5 separate regions of the Homo sapiens genome follow, and regions 2, 3, 4 and 5 are each linked to region 1. The links are chromatin contacts, found by Hi-C or POLR2A ChIA-PET in ENCODE. All regions are on one chromosome and are shown on one strand. The core of a region is the stretch at or near the end of the contact, and the rest is flanking DNA. Distances in the headings are between cores, read along the strand shown. Region 1 holds the start of GAS6-AS1 (GAS6 antisense RNA 1). Region 2 overlaps RASA3 (RAS p21 protein activator 3). Region 3 overlaps RASA3 (RAS p21 protein activator 3). Region 4 overlaps RASA3 (RAS p21 protein activator 3). Region 5 overlaps C13orf46 (chromosome 13 open reading frame 46).

What was found. A loop is a pair of places that touch in the nucleus more often than their neighbours do. ChIA-PET counts read pairs that join two places held with the same protein, here RNA polymerase II (POLR2A). Pooled maps may share reads with other maps.
Region 2: a loop to region 1 is called in a map of astrocyte of the cerebellum, with 16 times the contacts of the local background. The contact joins the enhancer-like site here to the promoter of GAS6-AS1 in region 1. A Hi-C loop is called at or near these places in 5 of 168 maps with a recorded cell type or tissue (CD8-positive, alpha-beta T cell, astrocyte of the cerebellum, naive thymus-derived CD4-positive, alpha-beta T cell and 1 more), 5 of 37 single-sample maps with no recorded cell type and 15 of 50 pooled maps. POLR2A ChIA-PET finds 5 or more read pairs at or near these places in 2 of 52 experiments (AG04450 and Panc1).
Region 3: a map of IMR-90 shows a loop between it and region 1 (3-fold over the local background). The contact joins the enhancer-like site here to the promoter of GAS6-AS1 in region 1. A Hi-C loop is called at or near these places in 4 of 168 maps with a recorded cell type or tissue (IMR-90, OCI-LY7, chondrocyte and 1 more), 3 of 37 single-sample maps with no recorded cell type and 6 of 50 pooled maps. POLR2A ChIA-PET finds 5 or more read pairs at or near these places in 1 of 52 experiments (Panc1).
Region 4: a loop to region 1 is called in a map of CD8-positive, alpha-beta T cell, with 5 times the contacts of the local background. The contact joins the enhancer-like site here to the promoter of GAS6-AS1 in region 1. A Hi-C loop is called at or near these places in 2 of 168 maps with a recorded cell type or tissue (CD8-positive, alpha-beta T cell and naive thymus-derived CD4-positive, alpha-beta T cell) and 5 of 50 pooled maps.
Region 5: a pooled map shows a loop between it and region 1 (2.9-fold over the local background). The contact joins the enhancer-like site here to the promoter of GAS6-AS1 in region 1. A Hi-C loop is called at or near these places in 3 of 37 single-sample maps with no recorded cell type and 10 of 50 pooled maps.

The regions. Positions count from the first base shown.
Region 1 is chr13:113,813,624-113,816,859 of GRCh38, forward strand. It overlaps GAS6-AS1 (GAS6 antisense RNA 1), which reads left to right and starts at 1,987. Exons shown (of 5, transcript NR_044995.2): 1 at 1,987-2,068. TMEM255B (transmembrane protein 255B) reads left to right here. Exons shown (of 9, transcript NM_182614.4): 9 at 1-3,236. RefSeq lists enhancers at 1,871-1,940, 1,991-2,230, 2,291-2,410.
Region 2 is chr13:114,058,794-114,062,029 of GRCh38, forward strand. The region is part of intron 2 of RASA3 (RAS p21 protein activator 3); the gene reads right to left. Among named protein-coding and RNA genes, the nearest start is that of RASA3-IT1, 49 kb to the right of the region's middle. Within about 2 kb of position 1,703, at least 4 of the 41 ENCODE cell types and tissues checked have a DNase peak (open chromatin) inside an H3K27ac peak, as active enhancers do.
Region 3 is chr13:114,030,543-114,033,778 of GRCh38, forward strand. All of the region lies in intron 4 of RASA3 (RAS p21 protein activator 3), which reads right to left. Among named protein-coding and RNA genes, the nearest start is that of C13orf46, 58 kb to the left of the region's middle. RefSeq lists an enhancer at 649-1,590. Within about 2 kb of position 1,762, at least 4 of the 41 ENCODE cell types and tissues checked have a DNase peak (open chromatin) inside an H3K27ac peak, as active enhancers do.
Region 4 is chr13:113,997,417-114,000,652 of GRCh38, forward strand. RASA3 (RAS p21 protein activator 3) reads right to left here. Exons shown (of 24, transcript NM_007368.4): 20 at 2,169-2,251. Among named protein-coding and RNA genes, the nearest start is that of C13orf46, 25 kb to the left of the region's middle. Within about 2 kb of position 1,520, at least 13 of the 41 ENCODE cell types and tissues checked have a DNase peak (open chromatin) inside an H3K27ac peak, as active enhancers do.
Region 5 is chr13:113,967,312-113,970,547 of GRCh38, forward strand. It overlaps C13orf46 (chromosome 13 open reading frame 46), which reads right to left. Exons shown (of 7, transcript NM_001365455.2): 2 at 2,860-2,911; 3 at 1,284-1,449; 4 at 1,156-1,203; 5 at 30-77. Among named protein-coding and RNA genes, the nearest start is that of C13orf46, 5.1 kb to the right of the region's middle. Within about 2 kb of position 1,545, at least 3 of the 41 ENCODE cell types and tissues checked have a DNase peak (open chromatin) inside an H3K27ac peak, as active enhancers do.

The sequences.
Region 1 (3,236 bases), core at 737-3,236:
TCTCATCCTGTGTCCAGCGCTCCTGGGCAGAAGGCCCACAGCGCACATCCACACATGAACGGTGGCTGGCTGGGCCCAGGGGCCCTAACGGGCCTCTGAAAGGCCTGCAGCCAGCTCTGGTCTGTGAACCCGCCACTGCTTGTCATTTTTATCTTATAAAATCCAGCCTCACAAGCTTGCTGTCCAGGAGAATGTGGTCTTGGCCTCTCAGGGCTGACTGGCCTTGAACCAGTCCGGGAGGTCGGGCACGAGCCGGAGGTGCGGCGTCCTGTCTGGAAATCACCGCCCAGTTCCTCCAGGGCTGTGGGTGCCTGGCTCCGAGTAAGAAGCTGAACAAGCAGCAGAGACCAAGAGGTTTCTGGAGCGCCGGGAGATGCACTCACGAGCGCCTGTGGGGGAAGAAAAGTGTGCCACGGATTTCCCGAGTCCCCAGGGCTCTCACTTTACCTCAGGGAAGGCTCTATGGGCGCCGATGGTGCCGTGGTCTTGTGTGGGCGGTTCCTGGGCACCCTGGAGCTCGGGCTGTGCCCCCGAAGCTGCCTGGTGCAGGCACCAGCACCTCTTGGTGTCCTAGGGGTGCGAACAGCAGAGAAGCTGAACTGCAGGTCTGGGCAGGGAGTCTATGCCCCCTGGAGCTCTGGCCAGCAAAGTCACAGGAATAACCCTCCTTCCCCTCATGTCAGCCCTCGGTCGCAGGGTGCGGTGTGGGGGCATCAGAGTGCTTCCCCGAGGCTGCACTCACCAGCTTCCCCCAAACACAACATCGATCTTTCCCGACTTTTAATCTTGTCTAGAGTCAAAAGCTGTTCAAAAATATTCAACTCCAAGGTCAACAGTTTTGTTCTTGCCACAAAAATGTCCTTATCCTTTATCCCAGCCACAAAGAATGTGAACAATTTGACTCAAGGTTCGTGGTGGCTGGAGGGTCCCCCAGGTCCCAGGGCAGCTCCCACCTGGCGCAGGGCTCCGGCCAATGCCTGGCCTGCAGTGTGGGCGGCGGCTGCTCTCGAGGTGCACCTGTCTCATGTGGACGGATCCTGTCTGGGGCCACCAAGCTCTGCCAGCCTGAGTCACGGTCTGATGAACCCCCTCTCTGGGCTCCGCTGGGGCCTTCTGATCCCAGCCTCCTCTGCAGGGATGGGCTCCCAATCCCGCCCTCACTTGGTTCCCATGCACAGCCGAGGTCAGTGAGACCCTGGAGGCCGCGGGAGATGGGGTGGAGGGGATGGTGGGGCAGGGGGTGCTGGGGGGTTTGGGGGTGCTGTGGCCCCGGGGCAGGGGGTGCTGGGGGGTTTGGGGTGCTGTGGCCCCACCTGCACTCCCTGCCTCACTGGGACAGCACAGGAGACAGGCTTCTCCTGCAGCTCAGAGGTGGGGGCCTAGTGTAGCTGCAGGTTGTGACTGAGGAGGGCAGGGTCAGAGCATTGCCCTGGGCAGGGGTCCGTTGAGACTGGCCCCACCTTATTAGCTTGGGACCTTGGGTTACAGGGAGTCTCCTCCTGCCTCAGTTTCTACATTTCACACAGCAGCACTGCTCACAAGAGCTCCCAAGCAGAGGCAACTACTGAGTGGGGGAGGGACACAGTCCGTCCACATGGGGCCAACGGCCACAAAGAGAGGAAGGGACATGGGTGACGGTCCGTCCACGTGGGGTCACCGGCCACGGAGAGAGGAAGGGACATGGGTGACGGTCCGTCCACGTGGGGTCACCGGCCACGGAGAGAGGAAGGGACATGGGTGACGGTCCGTCCACATGGGGTCACCGGCCACGGAGAGAGGAAGGGACATGGGTGATATGGTTTTGCTGTGTCCCCACCCAAATCTCAACTTGAATTGTATTTCCCAGAATTCCTGCGCGTTGTGGGAGGGACCCAGCGGGAGGTAATTGAATCATGGTGGCTGGTCTTTCCCGTGCTATTCTCGTGATAGTGAGTAAGTCTCACGAGATCTGACTGGTTGATCAGGATTTCCGCTTTTGCTTCTTCCTCATTTTCTCTTGCTCCTGCCGTGTAAGAAGTGCCTTTTGCCTCCCACCGTGATTCTGAGGCCTCCCCAACCATGTGCAATTGTAAGTCCCGTTAAACCTCTTTTTTTCCCAGTCTCGGGTATGTCCTTATTAGCAGTGTGAAAACAGAATACTACAGTGGTCCATCCACACGCGGGTCTCACCCAGCCACAGAGAGGGAGAGGACGTGGCCCATCCACACGCGGGTCACCCGGCCACGGAGAGGAAGGAAGCTCTAACGGGTGCTGAGGCTGTAACACACAGTGCTCAGGGAAGGACACCAGACATGAAGACTGTGTTCTGTTTATATGCAGTGTCCAGAGAAGGCGTGTCCACAGACAGAAGCCGACTGGGAAAGGAGGTGCAGTCACTGCTCAGGGACACGGGTTCTTTTCGGGGAGGCAAGCGTGTTCGCAGCGTGTTCTGTATGGGGAGAGATGCAGTCACTGCTCAGGGACACGGGTTCTTTTCGGGGAGGCAAGCGTGTTTGCAGCGTGTTCTGGATGGGGAGAGGTGCAGTTACTGGTCAGGGACACGAGTTCTTTTCGGGGAGGCAAGCGTGTTTGCAGCGTGTTCTGGATGGGGAGAGGTGCAGTCACTGGTCAGGGATACGAGTTCTTTTCGGGGAGGCAAGTGTGTTCTAAGCGTGTTCTGGATGGGGAGAGGTGCAGTCACTGGTCAGGGACACGAGTTCTTGTGGGAAGAGGAGTGTCCGGGAGCCAGATGGCAGTGATGGGTGGACGGCCCCGTGGATGGACTGACCACCGACCCATGCTCTGCACTCATGAGGCGTGGCTATTGCTGTGTGAATCACATCTCCATGGAAACGGGAGTGGGAGAAACGGGCCCCAAGGATGTTGTGAAGATGGCCTTATGGGGCTGCACTGGTGACTTGGACAGTGCTGGCCACCGGCCCTGCTCAGTGAACAAGAGCCATGGTCATCACCCTCGCCACACAGAGCAGCTCCTCCTGCAGACTTGGGGACCCCGTGGCCACCAGACCCCGCGGTGGGAGCAGAGATGCCTCCGAAACTCTGGAGACCCACAGAGGCAGAAGAGGATTCCACGAGGCCGGGGCCCGTCAGCAGATCCTCAGACGGCGACACGCGCCACTTCCTTTTCTGTTTCCTAGACCTTTTAACTGATGGAATTCAGTAAGCAGAAAACGTGCTTGAAACAAGGGCACCATGGAGCGGACCCTCCCCCTCTCCCCTCGTGGAGTCCTTGACCC
Region 2 (3,236 bases), core at 453-2,952, 240 kb after region 1:
AGCCCAGGAGTGCTCTGAAACTTATATCCCAATGAGAACCAAAATCAGGAGTAGAAGTGGGAGTTGAAGGCCAGAGCCTTTTTCGAAGAACTTCCCTAAGCTCTTTTAAATACCTGCATCCAGGCCAGATGCAGTGGCTCACGCCTGTAATCCCAGCACTTTGGGAGGCCATGCCAGAAGCGCCACTTGAGCCCAGGAGTTAGAGATCAACCTGGGCAACATAGCAAGACCCCAACTCAACAGAAAATTTAAAAATTAGATGGGTTTGGTGGCGCACGTCTGCAGCGAAGCGGAGGATTGCTTGAGCCCGGGGTTCCAGGCTGCAGTGAGCTGTGATCACAGCACTGCACTCCTGCCTGAGTGACAGGGCGAGATCCTGTCTCAAAAAACCAAACACCTGCATCTCCTGCATCTTCAGAGCACAGTCCCGCCTGGAGGAGCCGCCGTCAGGCCCTCCTGCATCTTCACAGCACAGTCCCCAGGTGCAGCTGCTCCCCCCAACCTAATTCAGGCCCTGGTAAGCTTCACAAGGCCAAGGGGACGTTGGTCTCCACCAGGAAGACTATATGGCACGTCTAAATGTAAGAATCTGTGACAGACGTCGCTGAAGCCAATGCGAGGAGGCGCAGGTACCCAGGAGGCACAGGTACCCAGGAGGCACAGGTGCCCACACGGGCCTTGCCGGGGGAAGCACGACTTTGAAGATGGGGACGTCCACGTTTCAACGCTGCCTTGCCAGAGGCCAGTTCCCTCATCTCTCAGCCTCAGGACACCGCCCTCTCCACAGTGCAGCCTGCGGGCACAGAGGGCGCTCGGCTGGGGAAGGGCAGTGGCTCTGCCCCCAAAGCGGCCTCCCCAGGACACACCACTGCCTGGCTTGGAGGTTTCTTCCTCTGCCCTGCACAGTGAGACAAGCACATGGCAGGGCCTCCCACACACCAGGACCAAACAACGGGGAGCACTTTCGATGTCTTTGGCCCCCGCCAGGCGTGGCTCACTGGACCCAGAAACCACAGCGCTCTCTCTCTCCATGACTGTTTCAGCTGCCCATCCCCGTTCTAGACTGTGGGAATAGCAGCCAATGAAGCAAAGTCCTGGCCCCATGGAGCCAGCCAAAGAGCACACAGAACCACGAATGTCCAACGCGGGCAAGGCTGGCGGGGGCAGCACTGTGGCCTCGCTCGGGGGACAGGGAGGCTTACGGACGAGTGAGCGCTTGAACAGCGCTGTGGACGGTGAGGAGACCCGCAGGAGGACAAGGGAACGCATGAATGAGGCCATGGACGGCGCGGAGAGCGCAGGAGGGGTCTAGGCAGAGGGACACCAGGTGCGAAGGCCTCGAGGCAGCAGGGCTTGTGTGTGGTAAAGACGTAGGAGCAAGGAGAAGGCTGACGTGGCCTGGGCAGGGCACGGCAGGACCGGAGCATGCTGGGAGCCGAGGTCAGAGGTCAGGGTGCAGCCGAGGTCACGTGGTGCAGAGCAGACATTTCACCACAGCAGCTGGGAATATGCAGGCCCGTGCAAGACACTGGATGGACGGATGCACGGATGGGGCAGTGGGCATGCAGGGAGGAATCACCTGTCTCAGGTCAGCAGCCAGGAGCTGCCCAGACCTGGCACAGTGGACCAGGAAGGGAAGGTCACCCAAGCCTCCACAGGTGGGGCTTTCTGCAAGCAAGGTGCAGCGGTCAGCCCGAGAGGCCACGGTGCCGAGCAAATCCTGGTTGTCCTCATGGGGACGACAGGAATTCAGTTCTGGCAGAGCCAAGACTGCCGGGAAGCCAGAGGGGCTCCTGCAGGAGGTGACGGGCCTGCGGGGACGCGAAGGGCCAGGACCGGACACGCCCCGTTCCGCTCTGCTTCCAGTGAGGCGAGAGGCGGGCAGGACGCAGCTGGAGCCGCGCACGCCCGGAGCTCAGGCCAGGACTGTCCCCCAGCGCTGCGCTCGCCCGCGGTGGAGCTGCAGTGTTATCAGTGGTCAGCTCAAGTCCAGTGGCTTGAAAGGGAGGCAGAGGCCTCACCTTCCCTGAGGCTCCCTGTGAAGAGCAGGAGGCTGGGCCCTCGGGAAGACCCCAGCCAGGCTCTGCCACCTCCACAGCCGGGAGACGGGGCCTCCAAAGCCGGCAGACGGAGCCCCCACAGCCGGCAGACGGAGCCCCCCACAGCCGGCAGATGGAGCCCCCCACAGCCGGCAGACGGAGCCCCCCACAGCCGGCAGACGGAGCCCCCACAGCCGGCAGATGGAGCCTGGGCACTGCACACAGAGACATTTCTTCTTCCCGAGACCTCGCACAGAAATTACTCACTTAAAAGCACTTAGAGTTTTTTCATTTTTTCAGTGGCAAATATTTCGAGGGAATACCACAGAAATAGCCACACCAAAACCCAACTCAGTTCTCCCTTCTCCACCCCCGCCACGGCCGGGGACGCTGCCTCGATGCGCGGGGCTCCCTCCGCCATGGCCGGGGACGCTGCCTTGATGCGTGGGGCTTGGGTTCTTCAGGTCTCTTGATGTTTTTCCTCTTAGAACCGCAAACTACGGTTGCCTGAAAAGGTTTCTAAAAACCCCAGGCGCCCAGGCCCACCTCAGAGAACGGCTCTTTAAGGGTGATGGGTTATGAAACAGGAGCCCTTTGGGAGGCCAAGGTGGGTGGATCATGAGGTCAAGAGATTGAGAGCATCCTGGCCAACATGGTGAAACGCCGTCTCTACTAAAAATACAAAAAAAAAAAAAATTACTGGGCATGGCGGCAGGCGCCTGTAATCCCAGCTACTCAGGAGGCTGAGGCAGGAGAATCACTTGAACCTGGGAGGCGGAGGTTGCAGTGAACCGAGATCGCACCACTGCACTCCAGCCTGGGCGACAAAGCAAGACTCTGTCTCAAAAAAAAAAAAAAAAGAAAAAGAAAGAAAGAAATACGAGCTTTGAAATCTATACTAGCCATGGAGTCTAACACGATCCTTAAGCGAACTGCTCATTACAAAGCGTGGCAGGCTGCCTTCTCTCCAGAGGGTTTCTGGTGCCCTATCCACGGAGGCGGCAGTGGGATTCAGCCGTCACCTGTGCTTGCGGTGGTAACTCCATCTCAGACTCAACAGGGGACGTGTCTGCACAGAGCACACGGCGCAGGGGTTGGGCGGGGAGGACGGCAAGGTCAAGCCAGCTCAGGGGACATGGTGGGCAGGGGGCTCCAGATCCCACGGTGGGCAGAAAAGGCGGGGGTCGGACTGACGCC
Region 3 (3,236 bases), core at 512-3,011, 220 kb after region 1:
GACTCACACAGACAGCAAGGCTCACGGGGGCTTCTAGCAGAGCAGACAGCAAGGCTGCCCTGCGGGTCCACCTGTCTCTCTAGATCAGTCTGTCTGTGTGTGCTGCTGTGTCCATCCACCTGTCTGTCTGTGTGCACGGCTGTGGGTGTGTGTCCACCTGTCTGTGCGTACAACTGTGTGTCTGCCTGTGTGCGTGCGGTTTGTGTGTGCAGCTGTGTATGTGAGCATGCTGCTGTGTGTGCATGTCCACCTGTATGTGTGTCCGCCTGTGTCTGTGCATCTGGCTGTGTGTGTGCAGCTGTGTGTCCTCCTGTGTGTGCGGCTGTGTGTCTACCTGTGTGCGTGCAACTGTGTGTGTCTATGTGTGTCTGCCTATGCATGCATGCGACTATGTGTGTCCATCTGTGCTGCTGTGTGCGTGTCTGCCTGTGTAGCTGTGTGTCCGCCTGTGTGTGCGGCTGTGTGTCTGCCTGTGTGCGTGCAACTGTGTGTCCATCTGTGTGTGGCTGTGTCCACCTGTGTGCATGCGACTGTGTGTCTACCTGTGTGTGCATGTGATTGTGTGTATCTGCTTGTATGTGTCCACCTGTGTGCATGTTCGCCTGTGTGTGCATGCAGCTGTGTGTGTCTGCCTGTCTGTGCATGTGGCTATGTGTCTGTGTGGGCGTGCGATTGTGTGTGCGTGTCCGTCTGTGTGCACACGGCTGTGTGTCTGCCTGTGTTTGCATGAAACTGTGTGTGTCTGCCTGTCGGTGTCTGCCTGTCTGTATGTGCATCTGCCTGTCTGTGTGTTTGGCTGTGTGTGTCCTTCTGTGTGTGTGTGCGACTATGTGTGCATGTCTGTCTGTGTGCAAGCAGCTGTGTGTGCATCTGCCTGTATGTGCATGCAACTCTGTGTGTGTCTACCTGTCTGTAGTGTGTGGCTGTGTGCATGTCCTTCTGTGTGTGTGCGCGACTGTGTCTGCCTGTCTGTGCGCGTGGCTGTGTGTCCACCTGTGTATGTGTGTTTGTCCGCCTGTCTGTACATGCGACTGTGTGTGCATGTCTGCCTGTGTGTGCACCGCCTGTGTGTATGTGTGACTGTGTCCACCTGTGTGTGTGTGCGGCTATGTGTGCCTACCTGTGTGTGCCGCTGTCCCTGTATTTGCTCCAGCCTGAATGGCAATGAATGGATGGGATAAACACAGACTCATCCATGCTTCAGGGGCTCTGCCTGGCCCGGCCCTTAGCTCTAGCTCCTGAGGCTCCGGGAAGGCCAAGGCGTGTTCCCCAGGGCTTGTCCCTGCCTGTGGGAGGGTGGGACAGACGGGCAGAATGCCTGGCGCTAAGACGTGGACGGCAGAACCGACAGCAGCCCTGCAGCACGTGGCCTGGTGCAGAACCTCGGATGGAGCAGGGACCTCGCTTAGGCCCCACCCACCTAAATGATTAAAAAACCTTCGAGTTCCTTCAAAAATATATCAGACACCTAGCCAGCCTTGAGTGGTAAATCACCTAACAAGCAAAATAAATAATAAAATAATAGCCAAAAAATTAGTCAGGAGATATTTATTCCCTATACAAGTTAAAAATAGCATCTTAACATATGTCCCTAAATTGTTTTTCAAAAACCGAGACCCTCACCAAACAGATCTACCAACACAGACCACAAATGCAGGGGGGATCACAGGCCCGAACCCTGAACCCGGCTCTATTCTGAATTTCTTCCTCAGGGGCCAGGAGGGGTCATGCCTGTGGGCCAGAGCCAACATTCTTTTCTGCTGATCTCAATTGTTTGGACAAAGCTTCTCCTCCTTAACCAATCACAAATCAAAAACGCTCTATATCCGACCCATGGGCCACACGTCGTGATGTCTGCCTTCTCAGGTCAAACTGACATACGGCCTCCATGTACTGATTTATGACTTTGCCACAACCTCAGCCTCCCCACCTTCTGAAACCCTTGCCTGTGAACCCTCGGGGTGCCTGGGTCGTGGGCGCAGCCTGCCCTGCCAGGGTGCACACCCCGAAGCCCCTGGTCAGGGAGTGGAACATAAAGCCCTTCAGCCCTCACTTGACACCGCGTCGGTGCAGCCCCACGGCACCCCCACACTTGATACTATGCCCCACGGCACCCCCACACTTGGCACCACGTTCCACGGCACCCCCACACTGACAACACGTCCCACGGCACCCCTACACTTGACACCACGTTCCATGGCACCCCCACACTGACACCACGCCCCACGGCACCCCCACACTGACACCACGCCCCACGGCACCCCCACACTGACACCACGCCCCACGGCACCCCCACACTTGATACCACGTTCCACGGCACCCCCACACTGACACCACACCCCACAGCACCCCCACACTTGATACCATGCCCCACAGCACCCCCACACTTGACACCACGTTCCACGGCACCCCCACACTGACACCACACCCCAAAGCACCCCCACACTTGATACCATGTTCCACGGCACCCCCACACTTGATACCACGTTCCACGGCACCCCCACACTGACACCACACCCCACAGCACCCCCACACTTGATACCATGCCCCACAGCACCCCCACACTTGACACCACGTTCCACGGAACCCCCGCACTGACACCACACCCCACGGCACCCCCACACTGACACCACGCCCCACGGCACCCCCACACTGACACCACGCCCCACAGCACCCCCACACTTGACACCACGTTCCACGGCACCCCCACACTTGACACCACGTTCCATGGCACCCCCACACTGACAACACGCCCCACGGCACCCCCACACTTGATACCACGTTCCACGGCACCCCCACACTGACACCACACCCCACAGCACCCCTACACTTGACACCACGTTCCATGGCACCCCCACACTTCATACCATGTTCCACGGCACCCCCACACTGACACCACGCCCCACGGCACCCCCACACTGACACCACGCCCCACGGCACCCCCACACTGACACCACGCCCCACGGCACCCCCACACTGACACCACGCCCCACGGCACCCCCGCACTGACACCACGTTCCACGGCACCCCACACTTCATACCACGTTCCACGGCACCCCCACACTTGACACCACGCCCCACGGAACCCCCACACTTGACACCACGTTCCACGGCACCCCCACACTGACACCACGCCCCACGGCACCCCCACACTTGACCCAGCGCTCACAGGGGGAATGGAACTGGGTCTGTGCTGCCCAGGCAGGTGTGGGAGGTGGGGCCTCCGCTGCTGTCCT
Region 4 (3,236 bases), core at 270-2,769, 180 kb after region 1:
GTGAGCAGTCCTGGTGCTGTAGTCGGCGTTGACTCAAAGTTAGTTAAGCAGGGGGTGGGGGCAAAGGGTGTCAAAGGCAGAAGAAATGGGAGGCACAAAGGTCCTGGGGCAGGTGGGACAGGGGTCCTGTGATTGGAGGGACAGGTCTCCCGGGGCAGGAGTGACAGAAGCCTTAGGATTAGAGGGACGGGGGTGCTGGGGCAGGGGGGACAGATATCCTAGGATTGGAGGTCAGAAGCTCCCAGAAGGAGCCGGCTCTGTTGCACACAGAAGACAGGTTTTCTGAGTAGGAGACTGACTGGAGGTTGGGAGGGCTCTCATGTGGGACTTGCCCTTAAGTCAGGAGTCAGGGGGACAGTGGCCTTCTCTAGGGGACGGGCCTTCTGCACTCATCTGGGGAGGATTTGGGCTCCAGGTTTCTGGTGAACAGCTGAGGTCTTATTTACAGAGGCCAGGAGCCTCCCGCCTTGCACCCGGCACATGTGTATAGGTCTCGGACTGGACGCCCCCGTGCATGGCTGTGATCCCCCATGGAGGGCGTCCTGGCCATCATCCCAGGCTCGGCCCTGCCACCAGGAGCAGCCTTCAGAAAGGTCTCCCCAGCTGGTGAGAGCCTGGCCTGGCAGTGGCCTCAGGGGAATCGGGCTCTGAGGAAGTCAGTGGGAATGAACAGCTGGGAACAGGCGGCTGAAACTAGGGAATTATTGGGAATCTATGTGAAGGGCTGGAGGTGCTTCCAGGACATGTCCACACTGCTTCCTTCGAGGGACGGTCTCAGGGCCAGGTTCCGGCCATCCCCCTCAGTCAGCAGGCATTGAGCCCACACCCTCCTCTTCCCATCTCCCCCTCTTCCCAACCCTTCTCTTCCCAGCCCTCCTCTTCCCAGCCCTCCTCTTCCCATGCCCTCCTCTTCAAATTACTCTCCAAACTTATGCCTTTTGCAGGATCTGTCTGGACTGCCTGTGAATAACATGCTAGTAAAATTCTGCCAATGGTAAGGAACATGCGTCAACTTTGGCACGAGGCCCAGGGACTGTGCCTTCCCTGCAACTGTTCTATGACCCTCATGCTGCAGTCGGGGCACAGAAGGCTTGTCCCAGCCAGCATGTGTCAGGGTACGGGGTCAGCCTCAGGATGGCACGGACGGCGGGGTCACTGGCTGAAGGGGCACTGAGTCACCAGGGAGAACGTGGCCAGCGGCCGACTCTGGGAGGCCACCACACAATGGTGACGCCACGGACACCTCTAGGGGATTCCCGCCAGAAATGCATCATCAGAACCTGCCACGTCGGCACATCCGACAAACCCACAGGGAGGGATGTCCAGAAAACCGAAGGCCTGCACGCCTCAAAGATGCCAAGGCCACCACACACAAAGAAAGGCTGGGAGTGTCCAGTGGGCCAGACGGAGGGGGCAGCAGAATGCAGCGCAGACTGGATCCAGAGGGGAAGGAACCACAGCCGGAAGAACGGGACTGGACAGCGGCAAACTCGAATGTGGTCGCGCCGGCGACGTGCGATGGTGGCTGCTGTGGTTTTGGGGACTGCACGGTGGGAAACACACTTGGAAGTGTTGATACATTCAGAAAAGCACGGGCGGGACCGTGAAGGGAGAAGGAACAAGTGTGACTGGGGAACGAGGCGACATGTGGGTCCGGGTCAAGCGTGACCGGGGAACGAGGCCACACGTGGGCCCGGGTCAAGCGTGACCGGGGAACGAGGCCACACACGGGTCTGGGTCAAGGGTGTGTGGAAAGTACTTGTTCTACTCGTGCAACTTCTATAAATTCAAAATTATATCAAAATAAAAAAGCTTCCAAAAGGAATTCCAGACGGTCCCAAGCCTGCTTCTGGGATGTCTTTGACAGAGGGCCCCTTGACATTGGGGACCCTGCGGGGGACGCCACCTGAAGCAGCTCAGGCCCCACCTTCCGGCAGGTTCCACCCCACCCCGGTGACCCCGGGCACAGAGAGTGTGGCTGCTTTGATGCGAGATTCCGACACAAACTCACCAGCACCTGGTGAACAACCCGAGTAACACGAAGACTCTGAGAAGCCTGGAGTGCAGTGGGTGGGGAAGGGTGAGCCCAGGGCCAGGTACGGGAAGAGAGCAGAGAAAACCTGGCCAGGCCTCAACCCGAAAGAGAGGCTTGGGGGCCCCACACTCACGTTTTTCATTTTGAAAGACTCCTCCTCCAGCTTCTCCACTGCCAGGATGTTCTCGATGGGAATGCTGTAGAGAGGCTGGTCCCCTGCAGCAGAGATGGACTGTCAGTGGGTGCGGGCCCCGCTGTCCCGGCTGGGGTCCGGGTGGGGCTGAGGGGTCTCTGCCGGGGGGTCTCCCAGGGGGTCTTTACCGGGGGGTCTCTGCCAGGGGGTCTCTACCGGGGGGTCTCTGCCAGGGGGTCTCTGCCAGGGGGTCTCTACCGGGGGTCTCTGCTGGGGGGGTCTCTGCCAGGGGGTCTCTGCCAGGGGTCTCTACCGGGGGTCTCTACCGGGGGGGGTCTCTGCCAGGGGGTCTCTGCTGGGGGGTCTCTGCTGGGGGGGGGTCTCTGCTGGGGGGGTCTCTGTCAGGGGATCTCTACCGGGGGGTCTCTGCTGGAGGGTCTCTGCTAGAGGGTCTCTGCTGGGGGGTTCTCTGCTGGGGGGGGGTCTCTGCCAGGAGGGTCTCTGCTGGGCGGTCTCTGTTGGGGTGGTCTCTGCCAGGAGGGTCTCTGCTGGGGGGGGTCTCTGTTGGGGGTGTCTCTGCTGGGGGTCTCTGCCAGCTGGGGGTCTCTGCTGGGGTGCCCTGGGCCGGAGGAGGTGCCCCATGTTCATCTCCTTGGGGATGATGGCTGAATCACTGACAGGCTGCAGGTGCGGGGGCTGAGGAAGCCTGGGACCCACCTGGCCCTGCCATGCACCCAGGCTGGGCCCAATGCTCGCATCCTCACAGCTGCCGTGGCCTCAGGCTCTGTCCCCAGAACATGTTCCCGTTCTGGGACATGAACATGGGAGAAACTGCTAGATATTTCCTAATCTAGATCTGAGCCAGCAGATCTGACAGCGAGGGGCAGGAGGTGGTGGGAAGCCCCGTCTACCTCGGCGGAGCGGCACCCTGGCCATGACGAGGCGACCAGAGGAGGAAGGGACGTGGACAGAAAAGCACCTTACTGATGTGGTCAGCTCTGCGTTTACTGGTTCTCTGGGGAAGCAGATTTCCCTCACTTTCCAGCAGCAGGTCTGAAAGACCCCTTC
Region 5 (3,236 bases), core at 295-2,794, 150 kb after region 1:
CTGCTTGTCTTGCGGTTTTCCATTTTTACCTCCTCAGCATGGTCTCCCAGATCAATCTCCACAAACACAGATGCTTTCTGCGAATGGAAACCACAGAGGTGTGGATGGCAGGCTTGGGTGAGCTGGAGAGGAACGTTGATTCCCTGGGAGGAACAGTGGCCCCTGGCCCTTGGGGCAGCCGGGGCAGACCCTGGTGATGACCATCAGGTCCCCAGATCCTGGCAATGCTGAACGAGGGCTCCTGGGACGCTGGGCAGAGCTGACGGCAGTATGGACTGTGAGGTGCCCATGTAGGAGAAGGATGTAGGAGGGATATGGCTTTCTCACCCCTCCCTACTCACCTCCCATCAGGGCCCTGAGACCCCAGAGGGTCTCCTCCAACCTCATCCTCTGAGAACTCGGGCCTCCAGGAGATGGGGCAATGCCCAGATCTTGGGGAGCCGGGCTGCTCCCACCCCAGCCCTGCTCGACAAGGCAGCACTCCTGCCCCACAGCCTGCCTGTGGGCCACACTCCACACCAAGGAGCAGGAGACCCCCCCCGGGATGTGAACGGCTTCAGCGGCTCAGGGTTTTGCTGTCCCAAGGCCTCCAACGGGGCACCTGGGCCAGCCCAGAACGTGTGTCTGATGGGAGCATTTGAGTCAACTCCAAGGGCAGTGTCTGGGGGTGGGTGAAGGACTTCCCAAGAGCCCTGGAATGAAAGCAAGGCCCGCCTGGCAAGCAGCGTGTCTGGTTGTGTTACCGTCCCCACCACACAGCTTGGAGGGAGAACAAAAGCCACTTTCCTTCACACGGTGCCACGTGAGAACCCCCACAGCATGACGTGTCCCTGGACAACACATCAAGCCTGGGGCTCTGGGTGTTTTCTGGGCCAAGGTCAAGCTGAGGGCACCTCCTCTCAGGGCCTCATACACCTTTAGTGACTGCACGTTTGGCAAGCAGGGGTCAGGCTGCCCTGGGATCGGGTAAAGAGTCTCAGAGCTTGGCCCCAAGCCTCTCTAGGGTAGCAGGGGCCCAGTCAGTCCAGCTTCACAGCCTGGCGCCTGCTGAGCTGACCCCCAGGCCACCGTCCCGGGCAGGTCCAGGCTCCGGCAGAACTCCCGCCTGGACAGGCCTCCCTTCTCACTTCTATTACTAAAGGGAAAAGCTCTTACCTCTTCTTCCTGAAGGTCATTTAGCTTTATGGACTCTGCCTCCTGTTCCTGTAAGACCAAAGAGGTTAAGTGAAGGCCGGGCTCCAAGGCAAGAGGAAAAAATGCACCGCTCCTCAGCGTGGCCCAACCTTGGCCTCCTGCAAGCCTCCGTCTGCGTGCTCGCCTTCCTGCACCTCCTGCATGCTGGCCTCCAAGTCGCTCTTCTCCCTCTCTGGGTCTTGTTTTCCACTCTCATGACCCAGCTTCCCAAGGGTGCTGAAGCTTTCCTTCTTGTCTTGTGCTAGGTTTTTCTGACTGCGGGAGGAGCAGGGAAAGTGGTTTGGAAGAGACGGCAGATAGCTGCGGGCAGCTCCTGGTCTCCTCTGGGTCTGTCTCCTTGGGCTTGAGGCTGGTGCCCCTGGGGTCTGGTGGGCACCTATGAGGTGCCCTGACCCAGCACAGAGTTCTGGCTCTGAAGGGCCCCACAGCCTGGCCCTCCTGGCTCCCTCTGCTGGCCCATCTTGCCTGGAAAACTTACCCTGTACAGCCAGGGTCTGGACTGGGATTACAGCCAACCTGGGCTTATTTTGGAAAGCAGGGTCTAACCTTGCTCAAAGAACCAAAATCTGATGAGAAGATGCAGCCACCCTGTCGCAGATCCACACTCCATGTGGATACCAAATGGGCCATGCTGGCCAGTAGGCTGGAGGGTCCACGGTTGGCCCTGCTGTTACTCGCACCAACCTCGTGACCCCTTCTGTGGTCTGCTATGGTGTGTGGCCAGGGGCAAGAGGAATGCAACAGGCAGTGAGGATGACAGGGGCTCCGCCACCATCTGCAATGGCGTTGACTTGGCCGAGGGTATTGACTGACTTGGCCAACGTGAGCAGACGCTTTCAGCTTTGCCACCCTAAAGGTGTGTGGTCTTCCCAGCTCAACTGCCCTCACCAAGGCCATCAGCTTCCCTGAGCTCTACGGAGTGGGAGGCTCCAGGCGCCGCACACATCCTGTCTAACACACGAACACTCACTCTCACCAACTGATTGCACCTTTGGCCGCTTCGGCGGCCGGACACCTTCCTTGGTCTCCACTCAACGGGAGCCATTTGTAAATAAGGGGGACTTGGCCCGTGCCTTGCCATGGTGCTGGTAAATCGACTTTGTTAGATCTGAGACAAATTTTTGAGGAATTCAATGACTTTTAAGTCTTCTTTGATGGCAGGAGGGTGAGTGGGTGGGAGAACCAGAGCTGGGTTAGAACGGGACGCGAGGTGCAGGGAGGCAAGAACTCGGCAGTACGAAGTGGGGATGTGCTGTCCAGGGCCCCACGCCCTCTCCCTAAAGGAGCACTCGAGTTGTTTACATCTAAGGTGGGCCCAGCAGTCCACTAGTGAGACGACGCCTCCTTCCCCAGAGGGCCATGGGGTGTCTACTGAGAGGGATGCAGCTGTGTGACCCTCAGGCCAGGGCCCGAGTCCTGAGGACACCACCCCGCTACAGGTGGGTCCTGTTCCCACGCTGAATTCCTCTCAAAATAAGGAGGATTTCCCAGCCCTCCCATCCAGGCCCTGCGCGGGGTCTTCGCAGGACCCAGGGCTCCCTCTGTCCCCTTCTAAGTGTCTACCTTGATGCCCGGGTACCACTCCCACACCCCACCCTCTCCTGTGTCCACCTCACTTTTCCCAGCTCCACCTTCACAAAGGCCAGCGTCGGACAGGCTGCTTACCAGCTGGCATCTTCCGCGTTACTGCTTGGGTCTTTCCCTTGATCTTCGGACTCTGGGGAGGAAGGACAGAGCCGTCAGCACCATTACACCGCAGCTACCGGAGCTCAGGACCTGCCCCAAGCCGCCCACAGCCACCCACAGCAGAGCTCAACTCTCAGCCATGGCTACAGCTAACTTGAGTTTCTCCCCGACCTGTGCCCATGCCCGGCCCTCCGGTATTTGCTATCGGCACTTTCCACAGCCTGGTGCCAGGGCCTTGAGCCTGGCTCAGCCCCAGCAGCTCAGCCCACACCTGGGCTCCACCTTCTCCCTGCAGGACTCAGGGTGAGGCATGGCCAGCCGCCTTACAGTAAACACATGAGGCTCCGGGACCTCTT